4 separate regions of the Homo sapiens genome follow, and all the other regions are linked to region 1. Evidence: read pairs that join two places in POLR2A ChIA-PET (ENCODE). Cell type or tissue: MCF 10A. All regions are shown on one strand. Each heading gives the region's core, and the rest is flanking DNA. Links, peaks and the distances in the headings are about the cores only.

Region 1 (5,506 bases), core at 230-5,229:
AAATTAACAATATGTAATTGTACCAAAAAGGCTGTGTTATACCATGAGAATGTTAATTGCTACAATCAGGTGGAAAGACAAATTTAGAAACTCTCTAGTGCATTTGAGGATGGTAATATCCCCGCCATTCTTGCTGGATAGCTTGTAGATCTCTTGTATATTGAGATGTAGAAAATGTTCAAAGCAGCAATGTTTGTAAAACAAGAAATTTTAAAAGTTTTAAATGTTGACTCAAGAAAAAATATATTTTAAATCCACAAATATTATATAACAGATAAGTGAATTAACTAGAGTGACCTGTATCAACATGGATACACCTCAAAAACACATCTGAGAGAAAAAGGTGGCCGAGATCGCGCCACTGCACTCCAGCCTGGGCGACAGAGCGAGACTCCGTCTCAAAAAAAAAAAAAAAAATACATTGGTTTCATTCAGAAAGACGGGACAATTTAAATATTTTCTGATTGATAATTGGTTGAGTTTATCTGAAGACCTGGGATCAAAGGAAATGTTCAGGTTAAGATAAAGGATTGTGGAGACCAAGTTTTATTGTGCAGAGGAATCTCTCAGATAGCTGACTTCAGAGAGAGAGCAGGTTGTAAATTGTTTCTTATCAGACCTAAAAGGGTGCCTGGCTCTTAGTTGATTATCTTCTGGATCTAGAAAGAGAGGAAGGAAAACAAGGGGGAAAGGGGATTTTCTATACAATGTGGATTTTTCCCACAAGAGACTTTGCAGGTCAATTTCAAGGTAAGGCAAGGAAATATATTTGGGGGTTAAATATTTTTTGCTTGTCTTATAAAGTTATGCCAGAGTCAGATTGAAAAGTAAGTCATGATATATAGGGTCAAATAAAACCCATCTGATGAGAATTTATGGTTTGTAAGGCATGACTCCCCAGACTCCTTAGAAAGGAATTTGGGCAAGATTAAAAAAAAAAAATCAGAACTTAGTCCTCATACACCATCAACTTGCTGTTACTTAGCTATGATCAGTATTTAGCATTATATCCTTGTTCTTCTCAGGGTTCTTTTTAAAAAATTAGTTGCAGATCTTTGTTAAAAGGAGGCTTATTTTTCAAATTCTTGTATGTTGGGAAAAGAGGCAAGACAAATGTTTCTGAGATCTTAGAATGCATAGAAAATTTTACAAAAATCACAGTCTGTGTGCACTATAGTCTTGTGGTGCAATAGCACATATACAAAGACCTAATTAAAAAGAAAATCAGACCAGGCGCAGTGGCTCACGCCTGTAATCCTAGCACTCTGGGAGGCTGAGGGGTGGATCACTTGAGCCCAGGAGTTCAGGACCAGCCTGGACAACATGGTGAAACCTCCTCTCTACTAAAAATACAAAAATTAGTCTGGCATGGTGGCACTTGCCTGTAATCCCAGCTACTCGGGAGGCTGAGGCAGGAGAATTGCTTGAACCCAGGAGGTGGAGGTTGCAGTGAGCCGAGATTGCATCACTGCACTCTAGCCTGGGTGACAGAGCAAGACTCTCAAAAATAAAGAAAGAAAAGAAGGGAGGGAGGGAGGGAGGGAGCGAGGGACGGCAAGTGCAGCGGCTCATGCATATGTAATCCCAGCACTTTGGGAGGCCAAGACTGGCAGATCACTTGAGCTGAGGAGTTGGAGACCAGCCTGGACACCACAATGAAACCCAGTCTCTGCAAAAAATACAAAAATTTGCTGAGCGTGCTGGTGCATGCCTGTAGTCCTGGCTACTCAGGAGGCTGAGGTGGGAGAATCACTTGACTTGATGTCGAGGCTGCAGTGAGCTGAGATCGCACCACTCCTAGATGATAAGAGTGAGAGCCTGTCTCAAAACAAAGAAAAGAAAGAAAGAACGAAAGAGAAGAAAATACAGGTATTACGGCCTAGGTAAGTACGTACCCGTATGCTAAATTGTTTAGAAGATTATGTCAGATGAGTCACACCTTAGCTTGGTCCTGTGGAGCACGTATCATTATTAGTCATGTCACGTTTTACAGATGAGTAAACTAATGCAGTTATAATTTGTAGATATATGTAATCAACTAAGCAGCCAAACTAGGATTTGAAACCAGCTCCTTGCCTTCTTAGCCCACGTTCTTATCCTCTAACTAGCACCCAGCCACCAGGACTATTTTCCCCTGACCATGAAAGGCAAACAACTTTCCATTCAAAGAATACTTTATAATGACAAATGATGGGGAGTCAGTATCGCCCTAAGGTCTCCAAGCTGCATCAATAGCTATCAGTCACACATCAGATAAATAGATTTCAGAAGTTTTGTGTACAGTATGTTCTTGAATTTGGGCTTAAGCTCAGACTGACATATAGTATTTCATCACTAATGTGATCTCTTTCTTGCAGAGGGAACATTCTTTTTTTAAATTGTATTGCATAACTTGTTTGCTTCCTAGCAAAACAATTTTTGAATTTCTGTATAATTTCTGTTAAATCTATTTTTAAAGTTGAGGCTTAGGTCAAATGCAAATATGAATATAGATTTATCCAGCATGCATAATTTGTAGTCTGCATGGAACTGACTCATCTGTCTTCAGTATCTGGCAGTCACATGACTAGCTCTCCTGCTAAGAGTGACCTATTCATCCTTCAAATAAACATCCACAAGGGGAAGAAAAACAATATGTACAGTTCCAGAGAAGGAACAACATATTGTGCATGAGCTGATGTACTTGAGTCAGTTCTGCCAACAGTCTTTCAAATTAAGAGTTCCTCATTCAGAAAGCAGTCAGAAATGAAAAGAAATTCTAAATGTTAAGCAATCTAAAAACTTAAGATTATATTCTTTTTTTAAAATACAAGTGAATGACCAAATTAGTAAACAAGTTTCTTGAACATCTGCAGGATGATTTTGGCATATACGTGTTTCAAATAAATATAAAGTTCTATATTATATACAGACATATGCTTTTCTGTACTTACCCTAGTTTAATCTGGAAAAAAAATGTACTTCTGTATTATCTGTGTTCTGCTCAACCCAATCTGTAGTTGAGAAGACAGGAGATCTGTAGATGTATGCACAGGGCAAAATGTTTTAGATACTTCATGGTTTTTTCTATGAGAGGAGAAAACATCCCCACTATGTGAATGATTCTGCCAGTAATGTACATCCCCACCATTTAACAGATTTTTAAAATGCATATGTCATTTTCAGTAAAAAGAAATGTATACAGTAATACCAACTGCAGACTAAAATTGACTTTCTGGAAAAGTTTCACACATTTTCAGTATAAACTGATTAAAATCAGAAAGATGAACTAACATTCTGAAATAGTCATCTAGCTTTAAAATGATAAATTATTGACTATTTGCCTTTATATACTTTATATATATATACAATCATTTTAGGAGAGAACTTGAAGAAATGGTTTAAGAACATTAGGGAGTGAAATTGTACTATCTCTATATGTGAAAACCTCATCTATATAATGTGAAATGAGGTCTCATATTTATGTGGGTTTTCATCAATGAACCAAAGAAATATATTACATTACTGATAGAAAAGTGTGAAGAAAATGGTTTGGATGGAAGAACCTTATAGTAATGTTTGGGATTTAAAATATAGGGATTTAACAGTCTGTACACCTTTGAAAAATCATTTCTAAATTTTTATCATTGCAATTGAACACATTTATTTTAAGATTACATTAAACAATTTTTTATAAATGTAAAAAAATAAATTTAAAATGAAATTCCATACTGTTTTAAAGCAAGGTTGCCTCCAAATTCAGATCTCCTTCTGACCCAAGATTTCAGGAATAATATATTTTTTTTTTCCTAACATTCAGTTTTAGAAGTGGCCAGGACAGTTAATAAAAGATGGCATTACGGAATTATTGACATTTTCTTAGGTGTGATGATGGCACTGTACCTTTGGAAAAAGATTGCCCTCATTTTTTAGAAATGGATGCCGAGTGTTTTATGTGTCATGATATCTGCAACTTATTTTTATATTTACATAAAAATGATGCATAGGTTTATTTATAGACAATTATAAGGCAAGTAAACAAGATCTTAATAATTGTTAAATAAAAGTTGAAGGCACCTGGGTACTAATCTACTTTCAGCTTTTTTGTATTTAAAATAATTTTTAAAACAAGAACATGAAGGGAAAAATAAATTCAATTATAGCCTCCGCCTTCTGATGCTCATATTCCTTATTCTCATTTCCACTTAATTTTTCCCATATGAATTATCTACCATTTTTTACCATACGTGTTATCAGTGCTTTTTAACTGGTCTATAGTGATGGACCCAATTTTTTAATTTTTCTTCAGTTTATCGTAGATTGATATTTTTGCAAAATACAATGAGGTGCAATAAAAATGAAATAAAATGGTACGCCAAATTCAAGCTCTTCCTTATCTCTGCTAATGAGAAACTATTAGAATATTCCAAGTGGTAGATGATAGTGTTTTGGACCAGTGTAGTGGTAGCAAAAGTAATAAGAATGGGTGAGATTCTAAATATATTTTGAAGGCAAATCTGGTTGGATTTACTGATGGATTGGCTGTAGCATTTACAAGAAAGAGAAAAAAATGACTCCAAGTTTTTGGGTGTGAACAACCGAAAGGTTGCAGTTGCAATTAATTAAGAAAGACTAAGATAGCAACAGGTTTAGCAGGGAAATGTATGAGCTCAATTATAAACTTACTATGTTTGAGATGCCCTCTAGACACTCAAATGGAAATGTTGATCCTGAAGTTTCATATGTGAGTCTGGAGTTGGAGAGAGGTCTGAGTTAGAGATAGAAATTTGGTAGTGGTCAATCTATAAAAGGTGTTTTAAGCCTTGAGCTTGGGTGACTGATGAGTCAGTAATAATAACTGCAGAACCTATGTATGACTCATAGTTAGTGAACCAGAATCTATTCTAAACATTTTTCTAAGTATATGTTAATTTCATTATTTCACACAATTAAATAAAATTGGTACAGTTACCTCCATTTTATAGATGGAAAACCAAGGCCCAAAATGTTGGCAGGCTGGCTCAGGATTATATGGAGAATATCAAGAGAATAAGTATAAATAGAAAAGAGGATAATTCTGAGTACTGAGTACTAGGGTACATAAAAATTAAAGAGTAGATGTCTAAAAGAAAAAAAAGACAGCTAAGTATAATGACCTGGAAGTTAAGTGAGGAATATTTGTCAGTGTGGAAGAAGTAAATACTTCAGGATGAAAAGAAGAAAGGAAAAAATGGATAACAAATAGTGTAAGAGTGATTTGCTTTAGTGATGTTCCTAAGTATGCAAAAAGGAAACAACAAATGACCTTAAATATTGTAAACTACAAATGCAAATTTAATGTATTTGACTGTTACAAGCAGTTAAATTTTTGACATGGTGTATATACAATTCTCATACTAAAATTATATATATTTAGTAAATTAAGTATTGTTAAATATTGTGCACTTGTGCATGAAGGAAGGAGTAAGAACTAAACTAAATCATATTCTCATATATTTCAAATAGAAAATCTCATATATTTCAAGTT
Region 2 (5,506 bases), core at 319-5,318, 83 kb after region 1:
TTTCCAACAGAGATAATTTTCTTTATGCTTGAATATTTTTTAGTATGCCCTTTAGTATGGCTCTTTAGGGATTAGTTCTTATAACTTTTATTTGTCTAACAAATCTTTAGATACTTTTGGTTTTGCTCATCAAGTTGCTTAGGAATAATTTATGTACAATAATTACATCTCTTTACAGTGTACAACTTTTTGAATTTTGACAGGTATAGGAACTCACAAAAATAGCACTAAAAAATAAGGTAATAGAACTTTTACATCACCCCAAAAAGATTCCTCATAGCTCCTTGTTTCTCTCTGTGTCCCTGGGCCTAAGCTACCACTGATTGGAATTCTTCATGCCATATTAGGCTAGTTTTCATGTTACACAAATTATAGCTTTGTGTTTTTTATTTATCTGGCTCCAGATCCTTCTTCTCCCTCTTATATAATGCATCTACTCAGCAATCACGTCCTTTTTAATATAAAATTTATTTTTCTTTAAGGGGAAAGTTATTTTGGAATTTTTATTAATGTATAATATCATCTTGGCCGGGCGCGGTGGCTCACGCCTGTAATCCCAGCACTTTGGGAGTCTGAGGCAGGTGGATCACGAGGTCAGGAGATCAAGACCATCCTGGCTAACACGGTGAAACCCCATCTCTACTGAAAATACAAAAAATTAGCCAGGCGTGGTGGCGGGCGCCTGTAGTCCCAGCTACTCAGGAGGCTGAGGCAGGAGAATGGCGTGAAACCTGGGAGGCGGAGTACAGTGGCACGATCTCGGCTCACTGCAAGCTCACTGCAATCTTGCAGTGAGCCGAGATTGCACCACTGCAATCCAGCCTGAGGGACAGAGCAAGACTCCGTCTCAAAATCAAATTTGTTTTTGTGTCCTGTTTGATCCACATTGAAGATATTTTCTTTTGTTTCTATGTCTATTTGTTTAATTTGTTGGTTTTATATTTGTTTCTTTAATATTCCTATTAAGTAATTGGTTACTTGCAAATAATAAATGACCAGATTATAAACATTTTATATTGTGTGTCACAGTTATTTACCAGAGATTCACAGTATTGGCAAGATTGATGTGGCATGTATGAAGTCTTTAAGGTTTTCAAAGTGTCTAAGAGGAAATCTATGTTTTAAAAATACAACAAATTTGTATTACATATGCTTTACAAGTAGTATCTAAAAAATGAGTCCTCTGGCCAGAAAACTATTCTTAATATCTAAACCAAAACACTATAGTTTTATAAATCTGTAATAGTATTTCATAAAATTCCAAAAAGATCCAGTATCTCTAAAAAGAAATCTTATTTAAGATTTTCTTTTTTTAATAAAAGGGCAAAAGATAGATGTCATATAAACTTATATGGCAAGACTTACAGATAAAACATTTCATCTCAGAACCCTAGTGAGTACTCTTTCATTCATTCAGCAAGTATTTAAAATCACCTTCTGTTTTTCAGAAACTATTCTGTTAGCAGACAAAAGACACTGCCTTCATGAAACTTATATTCTAATTAGAGGAGATAGATCATAAACATAATTATATGCAAATTACATAATATTTATGAAAGAAATAAGTGCTACAAAAATAAAGCAAGATAAAGAGAATGAAGGGAACTGGCAGAAGAATTGCAATTTACGTAAAATTGTAAGTGGTAAGTCCTCATTGAAAAAGTAATATTTTTGAAGGGAAGGATTTATTTCTACTATAAAATTATAATAGCTAAGAAATCAGATTGGTAGAATATATGTTAGAGGCATTCTATTTTGATGGAAACTGGACCTATGCCTGTAACTTCAGTGGTCCAGATTTCCTTTGAAGTTTTTACATTAAGGAATAAGTACTTAATAATAGCAGCAAGAGACACAATATAAAATATTTATAATATGGTTATTTATTATTTGCAAATAACCATTTACTTTACAGGCATATCAAAGACACAATCAAATATAAAACGAACAAATTAAACAAAGAGACACTAAAACAAAATGACATGTCTTCAATGTGGATCAAACAGGACACAAAAACAAACAACAAAAATGAATGCATTCAGATTTGTGCACACACGTGTGTGGAGTAAGAAGACTACAACTGGTTTTATGACATTAACATGCAGTCAGGAAAACCTCTGATTTAGATTATAGGCTTGAGAGCAAAGGGCGGGAATGGTTTGGTCACTAACTTGCCTGATGATTAACTGACATAATCTTGTTCAACTTTTCTATTTGTGGGCAATTGTATATGTGGCCATTGAATTAAAAAATGAAAGCTTGTGTTGTTTTGGTAAAATATGGAGCAGAAAAAAATTATTTCTACAGGACTACAGTAAAGACTAATATTTTACTTAACATATTTTATGAATACTCACTTTTTGACATTGGCAAGTGTTCATTTCTTACCACATTCTTGAGCAAAATAATATATCCTTTTTTAAAATAAATGAAAATTAACCTTATTTCACATTAACTCAAACTTTGAACCTTTTTATGGCAAATCCCCCATACATAACTACTCCAGCTGACACCTTCTTCATAAGAAATATTCATTGAATTCTGTTTGAATACCATATATCCAGTGAACAAGTGAGTGTCCTCATTATTCATGAATCAGATAGCACCCCAAGTGTACCCAGCATTAAATTGCTTTTGAACCATCTGTAATCTCTAGAAATGTCTCCTTCCAAAATGCATTTTGCAGGAAAACTCAATTTGAATTCTGCATTTACTCTAGCAGCACACAAAAGTCTATAGATAGGCTTGAAGGTCATTTTGACATTGTTCCTTTAAATAAAACTTTTCTATATTTATGGAACAAAACCCAGGAATGTTCTACATGTCACAGGATAAGATGATAGGATGCCAGATTGGTCCTTTTCTGAATAATAATAAAGCAAACCCACCCTTCCTTTAAAAATAGATGCTTGTTCTTTCTAAAACAGAAACAACATACAGCTTTGAAAGAGACAAGCAGAAAGCCATGAAATGAGTCATCAGCTGTGTTAGGTTACAGTGGGTTTATCTATGACTGTGTGTGAAAAACCACTCAGAAGAAGTCAGCAAAAGTGCAGCCAATTGCTGAGAGCTAATCATTCCGGGTTATTTTTGGAGGAACATGGTGTTTGTAGGTAGCATTGACAGTTACCAATTATTGCCTCTACCTGGCAAAATGCATGGGTTTGGAACAGTTATCATGAAGGTGTTCTCAGCAAGAACTATATTTAAACTGCTGACGCCAGTAATTGTGGATAGCTCACCCAATCCTGAATTTGATCTTAAGTGTTTTACAGTATGCAGACAAATACACTTAACTGGGGCTTTCATCGTCCTCAAAGTGTGCCTGATAAACAGCTTGCACCAAAATCCATGTTTTACAATGTTCCTTTAACTGTCTAATTTCTGTTGAGTATCATGGTATTGAAAGGAACTCTTTTACTATGGTTGCTTCAGAAATATTTAGGTGTAAGATCCTATAATCAAATCACTTATAATACTCATATAAAGGCACCCTGGTGCATAATAATATCTATATTTGGTTTTACATGGATAATTTATAGCTATTGAGATGTAATAATAAACTTGCCTTGGGAAATATAACCAGGAAAATGAATGCATTTGTTTTATTTCTGTTGATTACCTTGAAGGTGCACAATATAAAAGAAAACATATTGTTGGTATCTTTGCCTTTATGGGGGAAAAACCTTCCTTGTTTGAGGTTGTTGTGGTGATTATTGCTATTAAGAGCATGTCAAAGAAGATTGGTACTTTTTGTTCAGACTTTCTACTTCCAATTTTCCCAGGGTACAAATAAAATTTAAAGGGAAAGAACTAATAAATTATAGGCACAGCATGACTACAAAGGAAACATATAAGTTCAGAATAAAAAAATAATGAATTAGTTCACATCAGTAGAGTGGAGAGCAAACAATTACTGACTGCACCTCAGTGGCTCTGACTCATTTCCACCCATGCCTACCCTCTAGGATCAGTGAGAGCAGTACTATTTTCCTCTTTTTTAATCTCTTTATTGGCTAAAAATGTACTATATTTTACAATGACTCTCAAGAGTCTTTATTCTAACTTTATAGGATAAAGATTTCCCAGATATATATAATTGTTTATTTTGATGAAAAGTACTTCTATTTCTGTTCATTTGGATTTTAGCTGACAAAACAAAGTAAATTTGGAAAAAATACATGGAACTATAAAGAGGAAGTTTTAAAATAAATTATTTCCATAAAAGGGTGATCTCCATTGCCTAAAGGATTTTAAGTACACCAAAGAAGTTAATAATTACAATAGTTGATTCTGTTGACTATCATAAATGACACTAAAATGTGGAGAACAACTCTGACTAGGTTAACATTATTTGATTGGTTATCTTACCCTTGTTCAATTCTTTTTTTTGCCTATGGTTTTGTAATTTATGAAGTTGAAAAAATAACAATTACGTTAACTTTTTTTTGCTGTTGATTTTGGAATAAGTTAGTTGCATATGTTAAAATGGCTTTCTTGAAGAATGAATGTAGCAGCCTACTGCTGCAATAAAGATGTCCCTGGGAATTGTCATTTTTTCACTGTAAAGATAACACAAGATGTTATCTTGGTTCTAAAGAACACGTAGTTTCTTTAATAGGAACTATTTTAAAGTAACTCATATTCAGCTGCTGGGATTGTATTACATTCCAAATCAAATCTTGCTAATGCTTTCTCATCAGATAGAGTCCTCCTGTCCTTATATTGTTAATGAACGAACATACTGCAGGAGTCTCTGAAGAGCCTATGAATCTTGGTTTGTATAGGGGGGATTTTATACAATAAAGTCTCTTGTCTATTTTAAACAAAAATAAGAATGTGGTCTGCTTAATATAGAAACGAATGTGTAAATTTCTGAGCAGCTGAATTCTGTATCAATTTAGCCATCCACTCATTAAGGAAACAAACTTTTTCATAAGAGTGAATCAAGTATTTTCTCAATTCTTAGTATTATCATTCAGATATGCAATTTTTCTATAATGTATTTTATGACCAAGTTGTCTTTGTCCAAAAAGTCTGAGATAAAAAATAATTTTATATTTTGCATTACTTAAAATACTACCTGATATGGTTTAGATCTATGTCCCCACCCAAATCTCATGTCAAATTGTAATCCCCAATGTTGGATGTGGGGTCTGGTGGAAGGTGATTAGATCATGGCAGTGGTTTCTCATGGTTTAACACTACCCCCCTTGGTGTTGTCCTGGAGAGAGTGAGTTACTGTGAGATCTGGTCATGTAAAAGTATGTAGCACTTTCCTTCCCTCTCTCTTCTTCCTGCTCCATCCATGTAAGACGTGCCTGCTTCCCCTTCACCTTCTGCCATGATTGTAAGTTTTTTGAGACCTCCCAGCCATGCTTCCTGTACAGCCTGCAGACATGTGACCCAGTTAATCCTCTTTTCTTTATAAATTACTCAGTCTCAGGTACTACCTTATAGCAGTATAAGAACGGACTAATACACTACCAATCTACAACTGGATCAC
Region 3 (5,506 bases), core at 314-5,313, 1.1 Mb after region 1:
TTGTTAATTGCTGCATAATTAAATCAGTAAGCCAATTGATAAATTGATAGAGATGGCAATGTTTGGGTTATATGCTGCTGTGTTTTGCACATGAGAAAGTCTAAGAACAACTTACAGTTCACTTTTTATTAATCTAAATAAAATGTATTTTAAATTGAGTGTTTATTTATTAAATTTTATCTCCAAACTCTGTTATCCCACTTGGCCTCTGCTAGTTCCATTATCCAACAAGTTGTAGAAAATTGCTACGAGTACCCTATTTTTGTTTTACTTTTTGTTTTTTATTGCTGTATGTGAACTATCACCAAAAACAACTCATTTATCTCTATAGAATAGAATACAAGCAACAGAATTTTTCATCTTTCCTCCATCTTGCTTTCCCTGTACTCTCAAAGATAAATTGGAAAAGAATTCTAAAACCTCACTGACACTTCAAATACTCAACCAAATTTGACTCAATAATCTCTTATCCAAGTGAATTTCCAGCACCTACTAAAATGCCTTCAGCGACAGGAAACTCTCTTCCTCCTGATGGACTTTGTTCGAAATTTAGACTTCTCTAAATACGAACTGGAAATGAATGGAATGTGCTAATTGGTAGAAGTGTGAATTGGTACAAACTTAAAATATAAATCACGAAGCTTTAAAGTGTGCATACATTTCTAGCAGGTAATCCTAACAATCTGTCTAAGTGACCAGAGATATACACCATGATCTATGTTTAAGGATATTCTTCGTAGTGTCATTTATAATAACAAAAAAGAAAGAAAACTGAAAATCATCTGATCGCCCAACTATACAAAATTTTTACTAAATGATGGTTCAAATGTATAACAGGGTACAGTGAAATCATTAAAAATGATGCTGTATATAGTAGTTAATGAAATGAAGAAACAGTCATTGGTAAGTGAAAAAGTCGAGTTACAGAACAGTATAAAAATATCTACATAACAGAAAATAATCTGCTTCCTTTTATAAAATGTATATTTGCATGCACAGAAAAAAAAGTCTGGAAAAATAAAGAAAAATGTTGATAGTCATTTCCTTTTTAAAATTTTTGAGCAGTGGATTATGAGTAGTATATTTTCTTTATACTTTACTCTTTTCTTGCAGATTTTCTAAAAGAAACATTTGTTACTTCTATAATCAGAAGAAAAGCAAGTTTAGTGTAGGTCTTTTCTTGAACCGAAATGTCTTTATTTTTTAAATAACTTCAGCATATTTGTACATGACAATATATGAAAGAAAAAAATCCTTCCTACGCAGGAAATTACTTTAAACATTTGAAGCAACTGCATGCCTCTCTCCCTGCCCGACGCCTTCTCTTATTGGTTGAACATCTATGGTTTCTCCCACTCCAGCTCTCCTACAATACCTTCTCTGCACAGCAGCTAGAGTGATCTTATGCAACAGATCCACCATTTCCCTGTTCAGAACCTTCCAAGGGGTTCTCCTCATGCTCAGAGCAAAAGCCATGCGCACTAGGCTGCCTGTCTGATCCTATTTCCTGCCACTGTTAATTGCTCACTCCACTTTGGCCTCGAAATCGTCTTACTCTCATATTCCCACCTCAGGACCTTTTCACTTGCTAGTCTTTCTACCTGGAATTTCCCTCCCTCAGATAATCCGTGTCTTGACCCCTCCCTGCATTCGGGTCCACTCAAATGTCACCTCCTTGGAATAGGCTTCCCTAAACACTATCTCAAAACTCGCACCCCTGTGCCTCTCAGTCTCCCCACCCTGCCTTATTTTTCCTCCTAGCACTAATTACTACAAGATTGTTTCTGTTTTATTTGTCTTACTTCTTATGGTCTGTCATCCCAACCAAAATGTGAGTTCCATAAATTCCAGGGTTTCTCTGTTCGTTTTTTCACTGCGATAATCCTCATTGCCTAAAGAAGACAGAGATTAAGGGTTCCATGCATAGGTTTAAATTAAGGAAGGACATTGTTTTTTCTCTCCCAGCTGCTGGAAGTCCAAGCTTCCCATCCTGAAATCAAGGTCATGCCCAGGAAAGACCACCATGCTCCAGGTGTGTTCTGGCCATGAGGAGCAGCGTTCCCTTCCTGCTTCCCTCTCCCCATCCTCATCCCTCATGCAGCTCTCTAATATGCCTCTACGTTCAAATGACATCTCTAGCAACCACACTGCACTTCTCACTCACACTGAGCATCTAATGAGCACACTGCTGAGAATCAGGTATGCGCCAAAGCTTCCAATTAATATTTATTTGCTCTATCTACAAATGAAGAGACCTGAACTTACATATATTATATTAAGGGAAAACTTCAACACAGAGAGTTTTCCTTCTAGAAAAGTATTTGAAACAATTTTTTTCTGAGGTCAAAAATGCTTAAAATGAAAGAATGAGAAAGAGAGAATTGAATAACACCTGAAGCTTGTGGAAGCTTCAAGTCCTGGCCCCACTGACAGATTTAACAATGAACAACTTGTTTGTGCACCGTCTTGGCAAAAACACACAGCTGGGGAAGGCATGACTCAGAGAACAAGGAACAGGACATGCAACAGTTATTCAGGCAGATCCACCCAGGCAGGCAGACGAGCACCCAAGTCTCTAGAACTTTGTGGAACAAACAGGTAGATGGACATGAGGCCACTTATAAACAAACAGGTAGATGGACATGAGTCCACGATATAAAACAAAACATGCACTAATTATATGACAAGCTAAAATAAGTTTGAGTCCATGAGTGAATTGTAATAGAAGGGAAAAACCTCAGTGATGGTATCTGTGGCTCTGTCTTTCATAAGATCTTAAACGTCTCCATTTAAGAAAACTGAATCAGATACCAACATAATATGAACATGAAAATGTATTCATTTCACAATTATCTGTGAGACTACACCATTAAAAATGGAGTTGTTAAGACTATTACTAATGGAATTCTTTGTTAAGAAGTTAATTTTGATCAAAATGCAACTGCCTTTTTCTCAAAATCTATTATGTCATTCAAAGTCATGGTGCTGACTTGGCTCTAATAAAGTCTATCAAAAAAGACCAACCAGGCTTGGGAAGGAAAGTAGTATTGAGACGTGGATAAAGGGGAGACTTTTATTTTTATCCCATTAACTTAATTTTTAAAGTTGTGTTAAAATACACACAACATAAAATTTACCATCATAACCATTTTAAATGTACAGCTTAGTAGTGTGCAACACACTCACACTGTTGTTCAATCTCCAAAACTTTTATCTTGAAAACCTGAAATCCATTAAATAATAACTTCTCCATTAGCTCTTGTGTGGCTAGAATTCTTAACAATTAGAATATAGCACTAGGCCGGGCTCACGCCTATAATCCCAGCATTTTCGGAGGCCAAGGCAGGTAGATCGCCTGAGGTCAAGAGTTTGAGACCAGCCTGGCCAACATAGTGAAACCCCGTCTCTACTAATAATACAAAAAATTAGCTGGGCATGGTGGTGGGCACCTGTAATCCCTGCTACTCGGGAGGCTGAGGCAGGAGAATTGCTTGAACCCGGGAGGCGGAGGTTGCAGTGAGCTAAGATCACGCCATTGCACTCCAGCCTGGGCAACAAGAGCGAAACTCCGTCTCAAAAAAAAATAAAAATAAAAATAAATGAATAAATAAATAAATATATATATATATACACACACACACACACACACACACACACACAGAGTGCTAAAATTAAAAAGTACAACAGGAAAATCTTGAATTCATATGTGAAAGAAGATAATGTTTAATTCATACATGCATGGAAAATTCAACCCTTGAAATAATAACATGATCTTTGTTTTTTTTGTTTTTGTTTTTTTTTTTTGAGACAGAGTCTGGCTCTGTCGCCCAGGCTAGAGTGCAGTGGTGCTATCTCAGCTCACTGCAAGCTCCACCTCCCGGGTTCACACCATTCCCCTGCCTCAGCCTCCAGAGTAGCTGGGACTACAGGCACCCACCACCACACCCGGCTAACTTTTTTGTATTTTTAGTAGAGACGGGGTTTCACCATATTAGCCAGGATGGTCTCAATCTCCTGACCTCGTGATCCGCCCGCCTTGGCCTCCCAAAGTGCTGAGATTACACGCGTGAGCCACCGTACCCAGCCATAATAACATGATCTTAATAAGACTGGTCAAAATCTAGAAAGAAGACAAACCAATTTTTTTGAAAGTTTGTTCCACAAATGTGCCTATCTACTAGAAGTTATTTGGATAATTAACAAATATTTAAAGTACAGATTCATAGGGTAAATACTAAGTTGTTCCATTCTTCAAAATGCAATGCCAAATTCATCTCCCTGTTACTAACAATTTCCACTGACTACAATTACTCATAAATATTTGAATAAAAACCTATTTCTAGTGGTAACTTGAAGAACCATGGTCAAAGCCTCCTCTCAGCCGTGCACACATAGCCACTGAAAGGACATTTTTATATCAGAGGACACTGTTGACTAATCCTTCCAAGGAACTTGGCTTGGGAGTCTACAGTTCACCAATAAACCTGGATTCAAATACCTACCTATGGGTTTTCCCTTAATATCCAGCTTCCCTGGAATTTCCCAAACACTGAATCGTCACTTTCTTATTGTATCATCTCTGCCAAACTCTGTATTCACAGTGATACCACCTTGTTGAAGTGGAGGAGGAAGTAGTACATCTAAATATATCCCTAGACTTCAGCCATTTTCTTACCTATTCCCATGTCATTTTGGTACAAAATCCATGGCTAGGTCCATGTTACTGGTGAAAATACACTTTTCACTGCCCCCTTGTCCTGTCACTTGAAAAGAGCACTTGGATAAAAAATACTTTGGTGTTTCCTCTGTGACGGACTGGGAGAAGGAGTGGTGGGGGAACCAATTAAAATCCATTAACAGTTGCCTAAGCTTTTACACCTAAGAGAGAATCATACACAACATCCCAATCTAATTAACAATGTCTCTCTATCAAAATTAAATAATACAATTTTTCTTTAACAGAAAGTAAAAACCTGCATGTTCTCTCTTGCAAGTGGGAGCCAAACACTGGGTATGCATAAACACACGTTGTGGAATGACAGACACTAGAGATTCCAACAGGAGGGAGGATGGGATGGAGGAAGGGATGAAATGCTACCTATTGGGTACAACATATACTGTTTGGGTGATGGGTACAAAAATAAAAGTAAAAATTATAAACCGTGCTGCCACTCAAAAAAAAATGCTTAAACTTCCTGTGAACTCAGTTAATCCCAAGAACTCTTAATTTGCAATTAGTAAATATAAAAATAGCACTTCATATTTATATAGGGCTTTAGACTTTTCACAGTGCTTTCCTGAACATTACCTCACTTTGATCTTCAAAACCATTCAGGGTGGTAAATATTGTTATTTCCATGTTACAGATGAAGAAATGAAGATGCAGACTATTTGAGTAAATTGTGCCTAGATTACACATCAAGCAGCACGTGTGAAGGCCGGATTTTAAGCCCAGGTCTTCCAGTAACAATTTCAAGCCCTTATCACAATTCTAGTCTTTCTTTGC
Region 4 (5,506 bases), core at 183-5,182, 77 kb after region 1:
ATCTCATTGTGGTTTTGATTTGCATTTCTCTAATGATCAGTGATGTTGAGTTTTTTTCGATATGTTTGTTGGTTGCATAAATGTCTTCTTTTGAGAAGTATCTGTTCATGTCTTTTGGGAGGCTGATAATTATTAGTCATCATTTTTGGTAACTAATTCTACTCAATGGAGAACATTTCCATATTTTTAATGCCTCTGCCATAGTAATATTACAAAATGAAAATACAGAGCTGACAATCAGAAAGTTTGGTCATTTAAATAAAGACAGAATTTACCATTTTGGAGAGATGTGAATTTGAAGGAATCCCAAATGGGCAGTGGTTTCCTCCCTCCTTCCCTCTTGTTACACTCAATGTACATTGAGCTCGAAAGAGCTATCTTTGTTTATCAGGTCAGCATAGGATCTGTCCTTAATTTTCACATACCTAAAATAGCCAAAGTATACAATCAAAGAGCAGAATGGTGACTGCCAGGGGCAGAAGCAGGAAGGATTTGGAGCTGCTAATCAACAGGCAAAGTTACAGTAATGAGAGATGAGTAAGTTCTAGAGATATGCTGTATAACACTGCCCCTGTAGTTAACAGTGTTGCTTTGTACACTTAAAAGTTTAAGAGAGCATATCTCATGTTGTGTTCTTGCTATAATAAAATACTTTTTTCAAAAAATGAGATAATTCAATGTCCTTAAAATGCCTTTTAAAAGACTAATATTGGCTTGACTAAGTGTGTGTATAGTTACCATAATCCCAATATGTGAGTTAGCGCATAAAACTTCCATGAAAAATTCAACTCATTATACACCATACAATTTTGTCCCTAAAAAGAATCATCTTTGTTCATAGACATCCAAGTTATGTTTCTATACTCTCCCTTTGATTCTACATTAAATAAATATACTCTAAATACTACTTTTTAAAATAAAAGAGACTAATGTATTGGAGGGTTATCCTTGTACATCCTTGAAACTGAAGAAATTTGGACTGAGCAAGGTGGCTCATATGTGTAATCCTAGCACTTTGGGAAGCCGAGGTAGGAGGATTGCTTGAGGCCAGGAGTTCCAGACCAGTCTGGGCAACATAGTGAGAGACTATCTCTACAAAAATAAAAAATATATAAATAAAAATAACCAAGCATGGTGGCACTTATGCCAATTGTATTCCTAGCTACTCAGGAGATTGAGGTGGGAGGATCACTTGAGTCCAGGAGTTCAAGGCTGCAGTGAAGTATTATCATGCGACTGCACTTCAACCTGGGCAACAGAATGAGACTCTGTCTCTAAGAAAGGAAAGAAAAGAAAAGAAATTTGGACAAAATATCCAAAGCTATTCTAAAACTATTGATAAGCATAGACTAATTTCTAGATATGCAGATATTTTCTGGTCTAGAATATGAAACATCAAACTCAATCACCTAATGAGAAAGGATAACTTAAAGAAATAAGGCAGCCTGAACCCTGGATCTAGAGATTCAACTCAGCACTAATGCTACTGACAGTTTTCTATCTATTCTTGAATTTCTTCTCCACGTCACATGTCCCTAAGGTGCCTCAAGATCAGCTACTGTGTAGCATTAATCTTACATTTTAACCTTTCCATGTGAAGAAGTCTGCCATTTAGCTTACATGAGTGTAGATACATGGCAAGTTTTTTAATCACTGAATTTGCACATGGGGACCTATGTCATAGATTCTAAATAGGTTGATTATCTCCATTATAGGTCATATTTGATGACCTTGAGATGTCATATAATTATGGTCAGAATGACTTTGACTTATTTAAAAACTCTCAGTTCTTTTGGAAATATCCCCATTATTCTTAAACTGTAGAATTATAATTTGCTGATTTGACTTGCCTGGGACTTTTTTTCTTGGGAGCCAAAAATCTTTACAAAGGACACCTGTCTCAGGTTTGTCCTAAGCCAATTATAATCTTATCTTGGATTCAATAACTATTAACAAACAAATGTGAGATGACTAGGTAGGTCAAAGTATAATAAATTACTAGTCATGCATAGGTAGTTCATTTCTTTTTTGTTCATGTACTACTCTCTAATCAACAAGGCTTTCAATATTTATTGTAGAATCATATCAAATTGTTAAATAGCTTTTATCATCTCAGGCCTTAATGCTGTTTTTAAAAAGTATTTAAAATTTTATATAATATTAAAATATTTAATGAGTTGCTATAAAATAATGCCATTTGAATCCCCATTCAAAATAATAGTGCCTAGGTTAATATTCAAGTAGGTTTTAATAAACATATTTAATTAGTGGTTAAAATCAACACTCTATAAATACATAGATCCCAGAGTCCTATTTACTTGAAATATTGATAGAAAATAGTAATGACATATGAGCAAGTTAAAAGCATTTTGTTTTGAGTTTTTCCCACTCTTCCCTTCCCTTTCCAAAGACAGAGGAGCCTCACCTTGTGGCCTCCACCACCACAGGCCCATGGGGACAACTGCCAGACTACTGCCCATGTTCCCTTAAGGCCCAAGGGCTTTTCAGTTGGCTTGGAGTGAATGCTGCCTGGCTTGGGATTCACCCTTCAGGGCTGTGAGCTCTGCTCTGGCCCAAGGCAGGTCCAGAAATGCCGTCCAAGAGCCAAGTCCTAGAGGCAGGGACTCCAGGGGCCTACTTGGTACTCTACCTCTCTGTGGCTGAGCTAGTACCTAAGCAGAAAGGCAAAGTCCCCTTTACTTTTCCCTTTGCTTTTCATAAGCAGAAGAAGTCTTGCCCCATAGCTTTCATAGCTGGGAATATGCTGAGTCTCACTTGAAACCAGCAAGTCTCAGAGTCTCAAACAAGGCCCTCAATGTAGTACCTGGGTGTCACTGCTGGGCTCTTCAGTTAGCAGATGCTGAATCCTGCCAGAACTGCATCCTTCCCTTGAAGGCAGTGGGCTCCCTTCTGGCTCAGGGTGTGTCTAGAAATGTTCATTGGGAGCTAGGGACTGGAATGGGGGCCTCATGACTTTGACTTGTGTTATATCCTGCTGTGGCTGAGCTGGTATCCACGACGCAAGACAGAGTCCTTCCCACTCTTCCCTCTCCTCTCCTCAAGTTAAACAAAGGGGTCCCTTTTGGAGCCAGGAGCTGTGCAACCTGGGGTTAGGGGAGGGGTCAAGCCAGCACTCCCTTAGCTGGCTCAACTGATGTCTCAGTAGGTAGTTGGCCCTACTCACCCAGTCCCCTGGCTCTGAGCCCAGTTCAGCACTAGGACTCACCTAGGAATTGCAGTCTGTGTGGCTTAGGCTGCCTTTCAAGATTATTTAGAACCCCGGAGCACTTTAGCCTGCAGTGGCGAGGCTTGTGGAAACTGGAGTTCAGACTACTGGGATGGAAGACTCCCCTCTGGCTAGGGCTGGCTAAAATGCTACCTCTGTGGGTGAGTGTCAGCTGAGTTTGCTCTGGGTTTCCTTTCTGCTCTAACAGGACAGCACTGATTGCTGTGCTCTGTCTCTCCCTAGTGCACAGAAACGCGCCCCTTGCACCATACTGTGGCTGACAGGGGATGGGGAATGGGGGGATGATCATAATTCAAGACTTTTTTCTGCCTCTTCAGTGCTTCTTTCAGCGATATGAAGTTAAAACCAGCTCACCTGATTGAGTGCTCACCTGATTTTGGTTTTTATGAAGGTGCTTTGTGTGTGTGTGTGCGCGCGCATGTGTGTATGTGTGTGTAGATAGTTGTTACGTTGTTGTCCTTGCCCAGGGGGTTGTTGTGGGGAACGACTGGTGGAGCCTTCTATTCTGCCGTCTTGCTCCACTAATAAAGTAGAGCTTTTAACTTGTTTATTGACCATTGGATATCCCCACCAACAATGTTTCTGTTCAACTCCCTTGACATTTTTCCATTTGCTTGGATAATTTTGTCTTAGTTGAAATTTATTGTAAAAGCAGGATATGAATATATTTTCCCATTATGTACCTTGTTTTGCATTTTGAGATTCTTAATTTATGTATTATTAGTTAAAAGAGAAATCAATGTTTTAATTTTTTCTTTATTACTAATTCTTTCTTTGTCCTGTTTATGTGGCAATGCACTTATCCTGTTTGCATGACACATTCTTGGTTCATGCCTCAGCATATTTGTTAATAGCTCCTCCCTTTCTCTGTCAAAACTTGTTCCAGATAGAACGTTGAATTGCATAGTCATACTATGTTTAATACATTTTTACCTTGAGTATAATGATTTTTTCTTATATTATTGTCTAAAAGATGTGTCGTTTTCTCTTTTATATTTATGTAAAAATCCATTTAGAAAAGTTTTTGTTTATGTGATAAGAAAAAGTAAATTTACGTTATTTTCTTCCACGGTTAAACAATTGATACAATATTATTTATTGAAAATATTATCCTTTATCTTTATCCTTATGCCACTTCAATACATTGCCATATGTTTAGTAAATAAACTAATCAGAATATTCTCAAGTCTATTTCTGATCTATCCTGGTCCATTGGTCTTTTTATATATATCCTATATATCCTGAGTCAATGCCATGCTATTTTATTTAATATAGCTTTATGATGAGCTTTCATATCCAGGAAAGCAACATTTTCCACCATGATCTTCTCCTTCAAGAATGAGTTGATTCTTCTTGATTATTTATAGTTTCTTAATAACATTGTGAAATTCTTAAAAAAATGAAATTTTGAGTGGAATTGCATTTAGCTCATTTAAATTTGGGGATATTTGACAGCTTTAAAATTTTGAATCTTTCAATTTTATGTGAACATCCCTTATGTATTAACATTTTAGAATATTTAGTATCTTCAAGATCTGTGGTAACATCCTCTTTTTGTATTACTGACACTGATTTTTTGTACCTTCTCTCATTTCTTGATCACTTTCATCAGACAAAATCATTAAAGAACCACATTTTTACTCTATTGACTCTATTTTACAACCATTTTCTATTTACTAATTTATACGCTTAATTTTATCTTTCCCTTCTTGTATATTTTGGCATTTAATTTTGCGATGTTTTTCTAATTTAAGAAGTTAAGTCATTGAGTTAGCTTTTCTTGTTTTCTTAAATAAGCATTAAAGCCATAAATTTTCCTGTAAGTATAGCTTCTCTATATCTCATAACTTCTGATGTGTAATAATTTATCATGATTAATCTAAACTATTATTATTCCCATTTTGATTTCATTTTGATCTATGGCTTATGTAGAAGTACATTTCTTAATTTCCAAATTATGATTTTTTTAGTTATCTTTTTTGATTTATAGTTTGAGTTATTGTACTCATAAAACATATTGTAATAATTTTACTTTTTATAATTAATTGAGGCTTGCTTTGTGGTGAAGGATACAGTCAATTTTTTAAAAAGTTACACGTGCAATTGAAACTATTGAGCAACTTGCTTTGTGTATATTTACAATGTTTCACGTTTATCAAGTAAGTCAAATTTGCTAATTATATGAAATTTTCTATATTTTTGTTGATTTTTTTGTCTATCAGTCACAGGGAGAAGTTTATTAAAATCTCTCACTATCAC

What was found. ChIA-PET counts read pairs that join two places held together with the same protein. Peaks named below come from ENCODE experiments on the same cell type or tissue, not always from the same donor. Only the 100,000 strongest peaks of a DNase experiment are listed, where the experiment ranks them.
Region 2: POLR2A ChIA-PET joins it to region 1 with 6 read pairs; 1 of 35 experiments calls an interaction of 5 or more read pairs at or near these places.
Region 3: POLR2A ChIA-PET joins it to region 1 with 5 read pairs; 1 of 35 experiments calls an interaction of 5 or more read pairs at or near these places.
Region 4: POLR2A ChIA-PET joins it to region 1 with 9 read pairs; 1 of 35 experiments calls an interaction of 5 or more read pairs at or near these places.

Annotation. Positions count from the first base shown.
Region 1 is chr6:140,855,050-140,860,555 of GRCh38, reverse strand. All of the region lies in intron 1 of LOC102723724 (a long non-coding RNA gene), which reads left to right. Among named protein-coding and RNA genes, the nearest start is that of MIR4465, 170 kb to the right of the region's middle. In MCF 10A, for the core only: no CTCF peak of the experiment used is centred there; DNase peaks (open chromatin) are centred at 1,945 and 2,585.
Region 2 is chr6:140,771,895-140,777,400 of GRCh38, reverse strand. The region is part of intron 6 of LOC105378027 (a long non-coding RNA gene); the gene reads right to left. Among named protein-coding and RNA genes, the nearest start is that of MIR4465, 91 kb to the right of the region's middle. In MCF 10A, for the core only: no CTCF peak of the experiment used is centred there; a DNase peak (open chromatin) is centred at 3,000.
Region 3 is chr6:139,729,645-139,735,150 of GRCh38, reverse strand. No RefSeq gene overlaps it. Among named protein-coding and RNA genes, the nearest start is that of FILNC1, 39 kb to the left of the region's middle. In MCF 10A, for the core only: no CTCF peak of the experiment used is centred there; a DNase peak (open chromatin) is centred at 2,500.
Region 4 is chr6:140,778,123-140,783,628 of GRCh38, reverse strand. The region is part of intron 6 of LOC105378027 (a long non-coding RNA gene); the gene reads right to left. Among named protein-coding and RNA genes, the nearest start is that of MIR4465, 97 kb to the right of the region's middle. In MCF 10A, for the core only: no CTCF peak of the experiment used is centred there; a DNase peak (open chromatin) is centred at 3,208.